2 separate regions of the Homo sapiens genome follow, and region 1 is linked to region 2. A link is a contact called in ENCODE Hi-C or POLR2A ChIA-PET data. All regions are on one chromosome and are shown on one strand. Each heading gives the region's core, a stretch centred on a gene start or an enhancer-like site at or near the end of the contact. The rest is flanking DNA. Distances are from core to core; before and after follow the strand shown.

The links. Hi-C counts contacts between places; a loop is a spot of excess contacts on that map. ChIA-PET counts read pairs that join two places held with the same protein, here RNA polymerase II (POLR2A). Pooled maps may share reads with other maps.
Region 1: POLR2A ChIA-PET joins it to region 2 with 10 read pairs in RWPE1. The contact joins two enhancer-like sites. A Hi-C loop is called at or near these places in 2 of 168 maps with a recorded cell type or tissue (breast epithelium and mammary epithelial cell) and 2 of 50 pooled maps. POLR2A ChIA-PET finds 5 or more read pairs at or near these places in 1 of 52 experiments (RWPE1).

Annotation. Positions count from the first base shown.
Region 1 is chr15:81,089,532-81,096,033 of GRCh38, forward strand. No RefSeq gene overlaps it. Among named protein-coding and RNA genes, the nearest start is that of CFAP161, 41 kb to the right of the region's middle. Within about 2 kb of position 2,845, at least 12 of the 41 ENCODE cell types and tissues checked have a DNase peak (open chromatin) inside an H3K27ac peak, as active enhancers do.
Region 2 is chr15:80,787,796-80,793,513 of GRCh38, forward strand. All of the region lies in intron 1 of CEMIP (cell migration inducing hyaluronidase 1), which reads left to right. Among named protein-coding and RNA genes, the nearest start is that of CEMIP, 11 kb to the left of the region's middle. Within about 2 kb of position 1,641, at least 3 of the 41 ENCODE cell types and tissues checked have a DNase peak (open chromatin) inside an H3K27ac peak, as active enhancers do.

The DNA of each region.
Region 1 (6,502 bases), core at 1,595-4,094, 300 kb after region 2:
TTACCCTGGGACCAAGATTTATTAAGGATAGGGAGGATCTTGGTCATGGATTTGTACTGAATCTGTACTGGCTCGGGACCAAGAAGGGAGCACCCCTGGTTATGGGAAGGAGTCAATGCTTTTGAGGAACCCATCTCTTACTCTTCCCCAGACTGAGCCAGATAGTTTATTGATTAATTTATTTATTAATCTTTATTGAGTCAGCCTTTATGGTGATGGCTACTGCTGGGGATATAGAAACAATGTGTCCTTCAAGAAGCTCTTGAGCACTTTGATGAGAGTTCTATGACATGAGGTATAGGCAAGAGAGGTAAAGGCAAGATTAGGCAAAGGCTACTTAGGGGAGCTATGTGCACAGCTGACCCCAGGTGAGAGACACCCTCAAGGAGGTGTGGCTCACTAATGCACACATGCTTTCCACCGGGGACAACTGCATTGCCAAGGACAGACAATAACAAGACTCGAAAATAGGACCAGTTGCTGGTAGAGTTATAATTCAAATTCAAGTTTGTATGTAGCAATTGTAACACAAACCTATGTTCAATGCCAAATTCTTCAGAATGGATACAGAAAATCTATGCCCAGTGAGATCATAGGGTGAAATATAAGTAGATTTCTTATTGCATTACTGTACTATTGACCAATTGTTCAACAGCTTCACTGGGGAGAAAACATGTAGAAATGGGCTTGCGTTGTAATGAAATAAAAAACATTCAGGTTAATTGAAGGAGGAAGAGTCATTATTAAGTAACTAAAATGTACACAGACTTTGCTCCAGGAGATCTGGAAGGATGGAATAAAGAACTCTCAGGAGTATAAGCCTGGCTCATGGCAGAAAACTAAATTGAATGTCCTCTAAGTTGAAAATGCAACAGAGATCACTGTGGCCTCATTTTAAATTTTCCACATCATGAGCTTAGGGGATGGAGCCCCAGAGTTAAGAGTTCTTCCCACTCAGTCCAGCAAGAAGTGGCTTGGATAGGAGAAATGTAACTGGGACCATCAGGCATAGGACCTGCAAGAAGCTAAGGGTTAGAATCCTGTCCGCCTCCCAGATACCATGATTCCATTTATTTGAAGTTAAGAATCAGCAAAACTAATCCATGTTGATAAAAATTAGAACTGCAGTTGGCTAAGGGGTGGACTGGGAAATTGACTAGAAAGGGAAACATGGGGGCATTTTCTGGGGGTGATGGAAGTATTCTTTGTCTTGATAGGGGTGGTACCTTTTTCAAAATTCATTAAATTATATGCATGATATCTGTGCATTCCACTGTGTGTAAATTTTACCTCATTAACGATATAGAATTAGTAGGGGAAATTATTTAGAAATATTTCTGAATGGCAAAGCAATGGCAACAAAAGCCAAAATTGACAAATGGGATCTAATTAAACTAAAGAGCTTCTGCACAGCAAAAGAAACTACCATCAGAATGAACAGCCAACCGACAGAATGGGAGAAAATTTTCGCAACCTACTCATCTGACAAAGGGCTAATATCCAGAATCTACAATGAACTCAAACAAATTTACAAGAAAAAAACAAACAACCCCATCAAAAAGTGGTCAAAGGACATGAACAGACACTTCTCAAAAGAAGACATTTATGCAGCCAAAAAACACATGAAAAAATGCTCACCATCACTGGCCATCAGAGAAATGCAAACCAACACCACAATGAGATACCATCTCACACCAGTTAGAATGGCAATCATTAAAAAGTCAGGAAACAACAGGTGCTGGAGAGGATGTGGAGAAATAGGAACACTTTTACACTGTTGGTGGGACCGTAAACTAGTTCAACCATTGTGGAAGTCAGTGTGGCGATTCCTCAGGGATCTAGAACTAGAAATACCATTTGACCCAGCCATCCCATTACTGGGTATATACCCAAAGGACTATAAATCATGCTGCTATAAAGACACATGCACACGTATGTTTATTGAGGCATTATTCACAATAGCAAAGACTTGGAACCAACCCAAATGTCCAACAATGATAGACTGGATTAAGAAAATGTGGCACATATACACCATGGAATACTATGCAGCCATAAAAAATGATGAGTTCATGTCCTTTGTAGGGACATGGATGAAATTGGAAATCATCATTCTCAGTAAACTATCGCAAGAACAAAAAACCAAACACCGCATATTCTCACTCATAGGTGGGAATTGAACAATGAGAACACATGGACACAGGAAGGGGAATATCACGCTCTGGGGACTGTTGTGGGGTGGGGGGTGGGGGGAGGGGGGAGGGATAGCATCGGGAGATATACCTAATGCTAGATGACGAGTTAGTGGGTGCAGCGCACCAGCATGGCACATGTATATATATGTAACTAACCTGCACATTGTGCACATGTACCCTAAAACTTAAAGTATAATAAAAAAAAAAAAGAAATATTTCTGAATGGCCCATACTTCAAAAGGGAAACAATAAATCCTCCGGCTAAAGCCCTAACCTTTAGAGGGTGATGTCAGAAGGAACACCGGAGACTGGACGCCGGAAGACCTGGGTGCTAGACCTGGCTCTGCTGGCCTTTCATGATGGGGAATTCTGTTTTCCTCTTTACCCCTGCTTTGTGTATCACTCAAGGAGTTTTACGAGGAGATCGCTAAGCTCTGACATTGCGAGACACCTTGTCCCTACTTTCTGAGACAGAGGTTGGGCACGATGACCCAGAGGTGAGAGTTGATTTGGTGATTCTTGTGATCTGAATCTCTTCCATATGTCTAGTGTCAGCCCAGCTCAGGGAGCAGAGAACACGGGCAATCTGATACCTCCAGGAAGTCCAATGCTTCGTTGTTGCTAAAATTAGAACCAGGCTGCAGCTTAGATCAAGGCCATTCCTTTCCCAGCCTCACGGTGAGCTAACTCTTCTCCCTCCACCCTGCACCGTACAAATGTGCCGGTAATTATAGCAACATGAGCACCAGATGATTCATCTTGGAGTCTGGAGGAAAAAAGCAGAAACCAAGTTAGAGCTTTACAGAGATCCTGACCCTTATAGACAAGGAGATGAGAGTAGGCAAAAGGAGAAAACAAATGAGACAAGAGGGAAGGAAGAAGGAAAGAAGGAGGCAGAAACAATTGAAGAGAATTAACTTCTTAGCCTGGACAGGAACATGAGCGGAAGACCTAGTTAGTTCCTACTTACCCTTTGCGGCTGTGTTGGCAGCGTACCAAATGACTTCCCCAAGGACAGTGGTCCATTCTTTTTTGAAAAATAACTTCAAAAAATGAAATCATGATCTTTCCTGGTAATGCATTTCAGTAGCTTGCTTGTATCTGTGTGTCAGTACGAATGGAGCTGGAGCTAGGCTTGATCCCAGCTTTGATACAGATTAACCATGATCTCGAGCAATTTACCTAATTGTTTGCACCTCATTTTCTTTGTCATAAAACAGAGAGATCTACCTCAAAGCACGCTGCGCAGCTAAAATAAGGTCAAATATATGAGACTGCCTGGAAGGTTCACACAGGTTGGCCCAACCTAGGTTTAGCTGAAAACATATGTAAAAAAGATTGTCTAATCTAGGTGGTCTTTGTTTCTGCCTCTGGGGATCTTAATTTATCATAGGTATCCATTTCTGAGGTTGTTCTGTGGTAGTTTCTTTATCCTATATTTCTCTAATCATCCACTAGGTTTGCATGCAGATGGCAAGACTAAAAGTTCCTTTCCCTTCTGGTTGACAATGGAGTGGCAGTTAGCTTTTTAGGAGCTACCCTATCTTGAGCCTGTGCTGTCCAAGCTCTCTGTGCCATTTCTTCTGCTGTACGAGGGGATAGATCTGTCCTGCAGGGCTGTTGTGGAGATTAAAAGCAATATCAAATGTGAAGTGCCTAATATAGTGGTAGATACATAATAGATGCTTAGGATGAGAAATGTTTAATAGGATGAGTTATTAGGAATTTTAAACATTAGTTATTTACGCCTGTAATCCCAGCACTTTGGGAGGCCGAGGTGGGCAGATCCCCTGAGGTTAGGAGTTCAAGACCAGCCTGGCCAACATGGTGAAACCCCGTCTCTACTAAAAATACAAAAATTAGCTGGGTGTGGTGGCGGGCGCCTGTAATCCCAGCTACTCAGGAGGCTGAGGCAGGAGAATTGCTTGAACCTGGGTGGCAGAGATTGCAGTGAGCCAAGATAGCACCATTGCACTCCGGCCTGGGCAACAGAGTGAGACTCCATCTCAAACAACAACAACAACAACAAACAACAACAATAAACATTAGTTATTTAATTAGTAAATTTGCTGCCCTGGATTTTTAAGCAGAATAAGAAAACTATTTTTCTCTCCCCTGCAAGGTCCTTTGATGGTCATGCCTTAGTGTTCATGAAGACTGGACTTCCTCTCCTCAGTGGGAGTGATACTCCCCTTGGCCCACCCCGTCCCCTTAGCTCTTACCTTTTCCTGGCACTTTGACCTGACTTCCAACTTCTAGCACCTGTGTCTTTCTTTTATCCTTTTTGCTTGGGGACTGGGGACTTTCCTAGCCACCTGAGCCCACTCTGTCCCCACATGGTTGGAAGTGCTTAGGAATTCGTACTCTTCGCCAGCAATCTTCAACCAATGACTGGTGGGAGCTGGTGGATAAATACCCCAAATCCCTCCCTCCTCAGGTGGGATACAGTTGAGGTTTGTGTTCTGTGTTACCTCCCAGAGTTCCCCAGAGAGATGAAGCCCCAGTTGCCCACAGTGGAAATTTATGTGATGAGGTGCCCTTTGTAGGCTCCTTCCATTCCCCGTCTCACTTCCCTCCGCCCCTACTAGGGTCCTGGGATCGCTTCCCATTCACCTACTTACACTCATTCCTTTTCTCAGAGTTGGCTCCTTGGAGAATTCAACCAAGAAGACTCCAGGGAAGGCTTTGCTTTTGAAAATTAAAGACTCTGAAGGGCAAACTTCTTCTACTGTGTGAGGGGATAGATCTTCCCTGCAGGATGGATTAGCCAAGGGCTAGGGGTTGCAGGTTAATGCAGTGAGAAGAGGGAAATGTCTCAACCCTAGATGATGGGACTTGGATCCCAGGTAAGGAAGCAGCTTCAGATTGATTGGGAAGGAGACCAGGGCACAAGATCACATGCCTTCAAGGGTCAGAACCTCCCAGGGGATATATGTGTGGGTGTCAGTGGGGGACTTGGCATAATATACCGGTCCCTTGAGGCCTAGAGCAAGGTGCCAGGTGGCCAGGTTGGGAGGAAAGGCACAACTGATGGAAGCATCTCACCACTGCAGAGGACTTACCCTGCTGGATGAGTATTTGGGCAAGCAAGAGGGTTTCATCCAGAACCTCACTGTTAGACAGTTGGGGAATGGCTAGTATGCAGTAGTGGCTTTGGGGGAAACAAGAAAAAAACAACAGAAAGATGCCCCCACACAAAGAAACATTGTTTTTGGACACCTATCAGTTGCCTAGATTTCTCTATGTTTGGTCATAGGGAAGAATAGTTGATTTTGGACTTCATGCCAATCCTGGCATATGGAGAGATTAAAACACACCTAATTTCTTTTGGGGAAATACAAGCCTCAGTTTTGTTTTTCACACACACACACACACACACACACACACACACGAGACAGGTTTTTTTTTGAGACAGGTTCTCGCTCTGTCACCCAGGCTGAAGTGCAGTGGCGTAATCACAGCTTACTGCAGCCTCAACCACCAGGGCTCAAGCGATCCTCCTACCTCAGACTCCTGAGTAGCTGGGATGACAGGCATGCTCTACTACACCTGGTTATTTTATTTTTTTGTAGAGACAGGGTCCCACTATGTGGCCAAAGCTGGTCTCAAACTCCTGGGCTCAAGCGATTCTCCTGCCTTGGCCTCCCAAAGTGCAGGGACTAAGACATGAGCCACTGTGCCCGGCCTATGCCTCAGTTTTGTACTTGACTGCCAAGCTCTTCACACTCATAACACCATTCTTATCATTGTTGTTGTTAATAGTAGTAATAATCATAATGGTAATGATAAGAACAATGGGTTGAGGTTTTGCACTCCTGGTGAGGCAGGACTGAGCTGCATCTTTAAGTGACACTCCCTGCACAGTGGTTCTGGTGCCCTCACTTCCGGTGGGCTCCATTTGCAGTGTGTCTTCAATCTTATTGATTGGATGTGTTGAGCAAAATTCAGAGAAAGTGCTTCACAGAACTGCCCTGGCGGGGCTGCAAAATGGCCACACGAGGCTACCCAGAATGAAGCTACGACTTCTAAGCGGGGAAGGGAATACAGAATTACTCTTCCTTCTGGGCATCCTGGCCGCCCCCTCCTCTGACCTTGTGATGCTCTCTCTCTGTCTCGCTGTCTCTCTCTGACCTCTCCCTTCCCCTGGCACTGACTGATAAGGACAACAGAAGTCTGTTTTTGCCAACCTCATGAGGTCTGTGGTGGCCTAAAGTGACTGTGGGGTCTTGACCCTCAGGTCTCACTAGAGTCAGATATACTGAGAGACCAACTTCCCAACCAGAAATAACTTCAGAGAGACAGGACCAGGC
Region 2 (5,718 bases), core at 391-2,890:
GCTCTCACCATGTGTGGGCCCTTCTCTCCAGCTTCCAGAGGAGGCAGTGGTATCTGCAGCGAGGAGACAAAAACACTGATGCTCAGAGTTACAGAGATGGTATAGGCTGATGCCCTTGGGTGTCTGTCTGGCTCTTAGTCCAAAGCATTACTTGTTTGCCTTCTCTATAGGACTCTTGTCATGCCGTGAGGGACTTATTCCCAGCTTGGTCTCCTCAAGCCCCCTAAAGGCTCGCCTCAGGAGTCCTACTGAATCCTGGGTCTCCAGTGCCTCCCAGGCCCCTGTCGGTGTGCAAAGTCATGCTCCTTCTTGTAAAGAACAGTAGGAATGAGCCCCAAAAGGAGTGCATAGAGGAGCTAGTTTGGGTGAACCATTAAAATAAATTTTTTTTAAGGCCGGGTGAGGTGGCTCACACCTGTAATCCCAGCACTTTGAGAGGCTGAGGCAGCCAGATCACTTGAGGTCAGGAGTTTGAAATGAGCCTGGCCAACATGGTGAAATGCTGTCTCTACTAAAAATACAAAAATTAGCCAGGCATGGTGACACATGCCTGTAATCCCAGCTACTCCGGAGGCTGAGGAAGGAGAATTGCTTGAACCCGAGAGGTGGAAGTTGCAGTGAGCTGAGATTGCGCCACTGCACTCCAGCCTGGGCAGCAAGAGTGAAACTCCATCTCAAAAAAAAAAAAAAAGAAAAAAGAAAAAAGAAAAAGAAAAAGAAAAACATTTCTTTTAGAAGAAACCGGTGGTTTATGACAAGCCTATTTCAAAGCTGATTGTGTTACAGGCACTGAGTAATTCACTCTAATGCTAGTTTTCCAAAGGTTTGGGTTCAGGAAAACCTCAAACATAGTGGCTAAGTACTTTTCCTTTCCTTTCCTTTTAAAACCCTGTTTATTTTCAGAGGCGTTTAATCCATATGTTTTAGATCCATTTGCATGTTACTCAGCAAAAGGTTGTTTTGCACTAACGTTGCTGAGCCATGAGTGAGCCTGCTCATCTCTCTTCCGCTCCAACTGGTGCTTGCAGCTGAGCCCCATGCTCACGGCCAGACGACTCTAAAGCTTTATATTAGACACAAGGAAACATAAGCACTAGAGGCAAAAAAAAAAATCAATAATATTGACCCTATCTTTATTTAGAATTTTGATATTTCATTCATCATGAAATTTTTGGTGCTAATTTTGGTTTTTAAAGTGTTGCATTGCACTATTCTTTATATTGATTATTGAGTTTTTTGGTGGCCTCTTCAGTTTTGCACCCAAGGCGAGTGCCTTTCTTATCTCACTCTCATCCTGTCCCTGGTAAACACCCACTTCCAGGGCCCATTCTGTTTGGAAGGTTAGCATCCCAGTTGGTGTGGGTTCTGCTGTGGTCTCCCAGGCAGAGATCAGTACCAGAGACAAGGCAGACAAGCCCTTTGGTGATGCTAAAGGCTCCTCTGAGCCCTGTTGATTTGAATTTGGGGTGTGGGGCTTCCAGAGAAAGTGGAGAAGACAGGAACGTGTGTCCTCTTCAGACTTGGGATCTGACGTTGCTCTCTTCCCTTCTCCCTTACTTCCCTTCCTTTTCGGAGAGGGCAGGAATTGTGGTGCTCCGTAGTAGAATGTTTTGCAAATTCTGCTGGGCTGATGTGTCACTAGTCTGTGACTGCTTAAGAAGCCACAGAGTTCATCAGATTTCTCAATTCAGTTCCTGGTAGTGAGAGAGAAAGCAGTTGGAGGATTTTGGCTTTGGGACTTCCATATGCAGAGATTTCTTCTTGCTTAAATGATTTTTTTTTTAAATAAAAAGGCGTGGTCATCTCAGTGGTGTCTGTTTAGTTGGTAGCTTTGAAGAGGCTTGGAGATTCCTCTGACCACATAATTGTGGGTTATGTGTATGCCTGAACTTTCCAGGTGACTGAGAAACAGCTGAAATCTGTTCTACATTTTAAAATCACAGTGTAATGTTACAAATGGTGACACATTAACATATCCTGGAGTTTTCTGAGAATGACCATGTAGTGAAGTTCATTTTTACTTTAAACATCTCCATATAAAATTTATTTAAATAAAAAGCTATTTTTGACATACAAAAAGATGATACTTCCGTTGAATCTTGTGTAATAAGCATGAACTTGAGCTTCTGCTCTGTTGAGGTTGTTTGAGGACATCACCCCTCTGAGCTCAGGGGGAACGAGGGGCAGAGAGGCAGAGTCACTATTTGAATAGAGCCCTGCTCATGAAGGGCCCTTAGTGGCCATTGTGGGATACGTGGTGCAGAAGTCTGTGGTTTCCCTCAGTGGAGATGGCTTCTCATCTCAGCCACGTCCCAATACAATAAAGAGTCCTTTCTTCATTCAGAGACAGGACCCCTACTTGGCTCAAAGGCAGAGACTTTTCATGTTCTGTTTTACTCCCAAGGGCTAGCACATAGTAGGTGCTCAAATATTTTTTAAATATTCAAATGAATGAGTCCTGCGTCTGAACACCAGCCCCCCAAGCATGTACATTTCTCACTACATTTGATGTTCACTCTTGTGTATTCTGCTCTGGTATTTGAATGAGACTAAAGCCTGACTAAAGTCAATTTCTCAGAGGTCTGTACTCCTGTGGCTTTATGGTTATTTCCATCAGCATCATTAATATTCAGTGCTTATTGGGCAACTAAAACATTCAGACTCACGCAGACAGCATTGCATGCATCATCTTATTTAAACTTCCTGACAACTGTGAACAAGACATTGTCCTGTTTTGCAGATGGAGAAGGTCAGTGAAGCCGCATCACTTATGCAGCTCCAGGTGGGGGTCACTCGGCTCAAGGTGGTGGAGTTGGAACTCAGACCTATGTCACCGTGAGTCCAAAAGCTCTTCATAATAACTAATGTTGCTCAAATCTTGACTTTTGAAAAAACATGTTGAGGGGAATATTAGAATTCACAGTAGATCAGACTCATAGAACAGTATTCATAGAGTTGAATTCGTTGAGAGTAATTGTAACCCGAATGCACTCATCATTGACCCGCCCATTCTTTCTAGATACTTGGGTTTCAGAGATGACTCCGTTGCATTTCCCTGCAATGGAAAAGCTCACAGTTTAGTTGAGGAGACAGACATACATTCAACTACCTACAATCCATGCTGTAACAGAGGCATAAACAAAGCAATATGGAAGCACTACAAAGTGATGGTAAACTACTTTGCTGGGGAAAGAGACAAGGTAACATGGAGGAAGTGATATTTGATTGGGCCTTAAAGAAAAGTACAATTTCTCCCAGGCCAGAGAATGGAGGGTTAAGAAGGAAGGAATATCTTGAACTGAATGCAGAGGATTAAAAAAAAAAAAAGATATTTAGAGAAGAACTAGAAGTTTCCTGTGGCTGGAAATGAGATCATAAAGGTGGGGCAGGGCTGTAGATCCTTAAAAGCTGAGTCAGGGAGTTCAGCTTTTCACCTGAGTGAAGTGTGTGATCAATTGGTGGGTGTTAGGTCCTTGTACCTGGTGGCAGGTATCTAAGGTTGGGCTTGTCTTCCTCCCTCCCAAGGGTGGTGTTCTTGGTAAGAAATGCATTCCAGAATCCCACTTCTCACTCTAGATTATCGGATAATGTCACTGCTAGGGCTCAGTAAATACCCTTCAGCAAGAAGGATAACTGCGCTGTCCGAAGTGAATTGTTGGTACCAGGGTAATAGGGCCCAGAAGGTGATAGAGAGAAGATTAAATCAGGGACATTTCAGGGGTCTTGTGGTTCGAGTCGCTGCCAACATGAGGTTTCTTCCCGCTGCAAGTAGAGGCTCCAAGCCCTTGAGGAAAATTTTCCGAGGCTCCTAATCCCAGGCCCTTGTCTCACAATATCCCTTTGGACCGATGCATCCCTGTTTGCTGTATGCAGTCTCAGGGCTGGGGTGAGGAGGGTTTATCCTGTGGCCTCTGTGCTGGCTTTTTGTGAGCTGTGCAGATATTATGATTTTTTCATAATTCTTCATGAATTCTTGGACACATTTCTAACTGCCTTGTTGACTGACCTGCAGCAGAGGCGGCAGAGGGAAAGTGGGATAAAGGGACAGCATTTCAAGTGAGACTCCCCTTTGGGGAGGAGGGAGTAGTCACCACGAAGGATGCAGATTCAGCTCAAATTTCCTCAAAGCTTAACTGGATGAGATGGATACTCTGAATGCGGTCTGGTCTGCCGATGCCCCCTGGGTGACCTTCCGTAGTCCTCATCTCTTCTCTGCACTGTAGTTGTCATCAGACATTTGGGTGATTTTAGCAAAATAAACCCACCCACAAATATTCTTTTAGTGCCATCCCTGTATGTGGTCTTAAAGCAAATCTGAGTATGCCCACCAAGTAGCCAGAGGAGAGAAAGTCACAAAGGCTGGGTTCTTCCATTCAACAGAAACACATTAAATTCAGATCACCAATATCTCCAAGATGGTTCTAATCAGACAAAAAGAGAGAAATAATGAAGTATTCCAGGAAGGGCCCAGTTAGGTTTTGTTGACTGCAAAATAAACTGTTCTCCATATTCTTTCTCCACCAGTTTGCATGCTGTCTACTTTATATCTTCCTTGGGTTGTAGAATATTAGAGCTGGTGTAATAAACTGGGAAAGGGCATAAGCTTTGGAGCCCAGCAGTCCCAGTTATAAATCTACCTCCTGCACTGGTTAGCTGCTTGACTTTGGACAGGTTACTTCACCTTTCTGTGCCTCAGTTGCTTATCCATCCCCTAAAATAGGATGATTATATATTATTCTGTGTACTATGTGAACTAATACACGGCAACTTCTTAGAGTTATGATCTTGTACATACTAGGTATACAAAATAGCATGTCTCTTCCAATTGTCAATGTAGCTGATTGAATTAGCAGACACTGTATGTAGAGATGGCCATGCTGTGACTTTGGGGGAATTTACAAACTTTAAACCTTTGGCAAGCTATGGGCAGTAGCTGGTCCTAGAACAAGAATCTGAATGGCCAAGGCATGTGCTCTAGTGTTCCCTTGCAGAGATAGAGATTGTGTCTCCTCGGTGTGGTGTCTGTCAAGCTCAACACTCCATGAGATCAGGAACTAGTCCATCTCAGTCACCATTGTATCTCCAGAACTGAGACATTCAGGCATGAATGTTGTCCTGAGAGGAGAGCTACTTACTAGCATTTCCTGAGACCTACTACTTACAGTCACTTTATAAGTGCTTTACATATATTGGTAGGACACAGAATAGAGAAAGGTAGTCCAGGTCTTCTGACTTCTGATGAAAATACAGTTTAAGAAGTGTAAAAAGCAGACTTGCTAGTATCTCTGTGCCCTGGCTCAGAATATCACATTAAGAGGGTAAGCGTTGGAGCTGCAGGTTTTGAGATTGACATGGGTGGCAGCAGGTTGGTGCAATAGTGAAATTTGAAGGGCACAAACTCCTTGCCTAGCTTGGCTGTGTAACCTGTCCAATTATTTGCTTTCATTCAGGACGTCTTTCCCCCTTCTGCTCTCTGAAACTGGAAGATGTTGAGAGGCACATAATTAATTTGGGTGTGTTAGACCAACGCCCTCAAAGTTCCTTATTTACTTGTCATTATGCATAACTACACACATTATCAACACGAGGTTAAGTCTTCTGTGGTGGGTGTTTTTCTCTTACCCAAAGTGAAGGGGAGTGGTTACCATTGAATGGTGGAACTCTGGTTATCACAGCTGGGTTTCCCACAGGTAGGGTTACCCACAAGATCAGAATAAT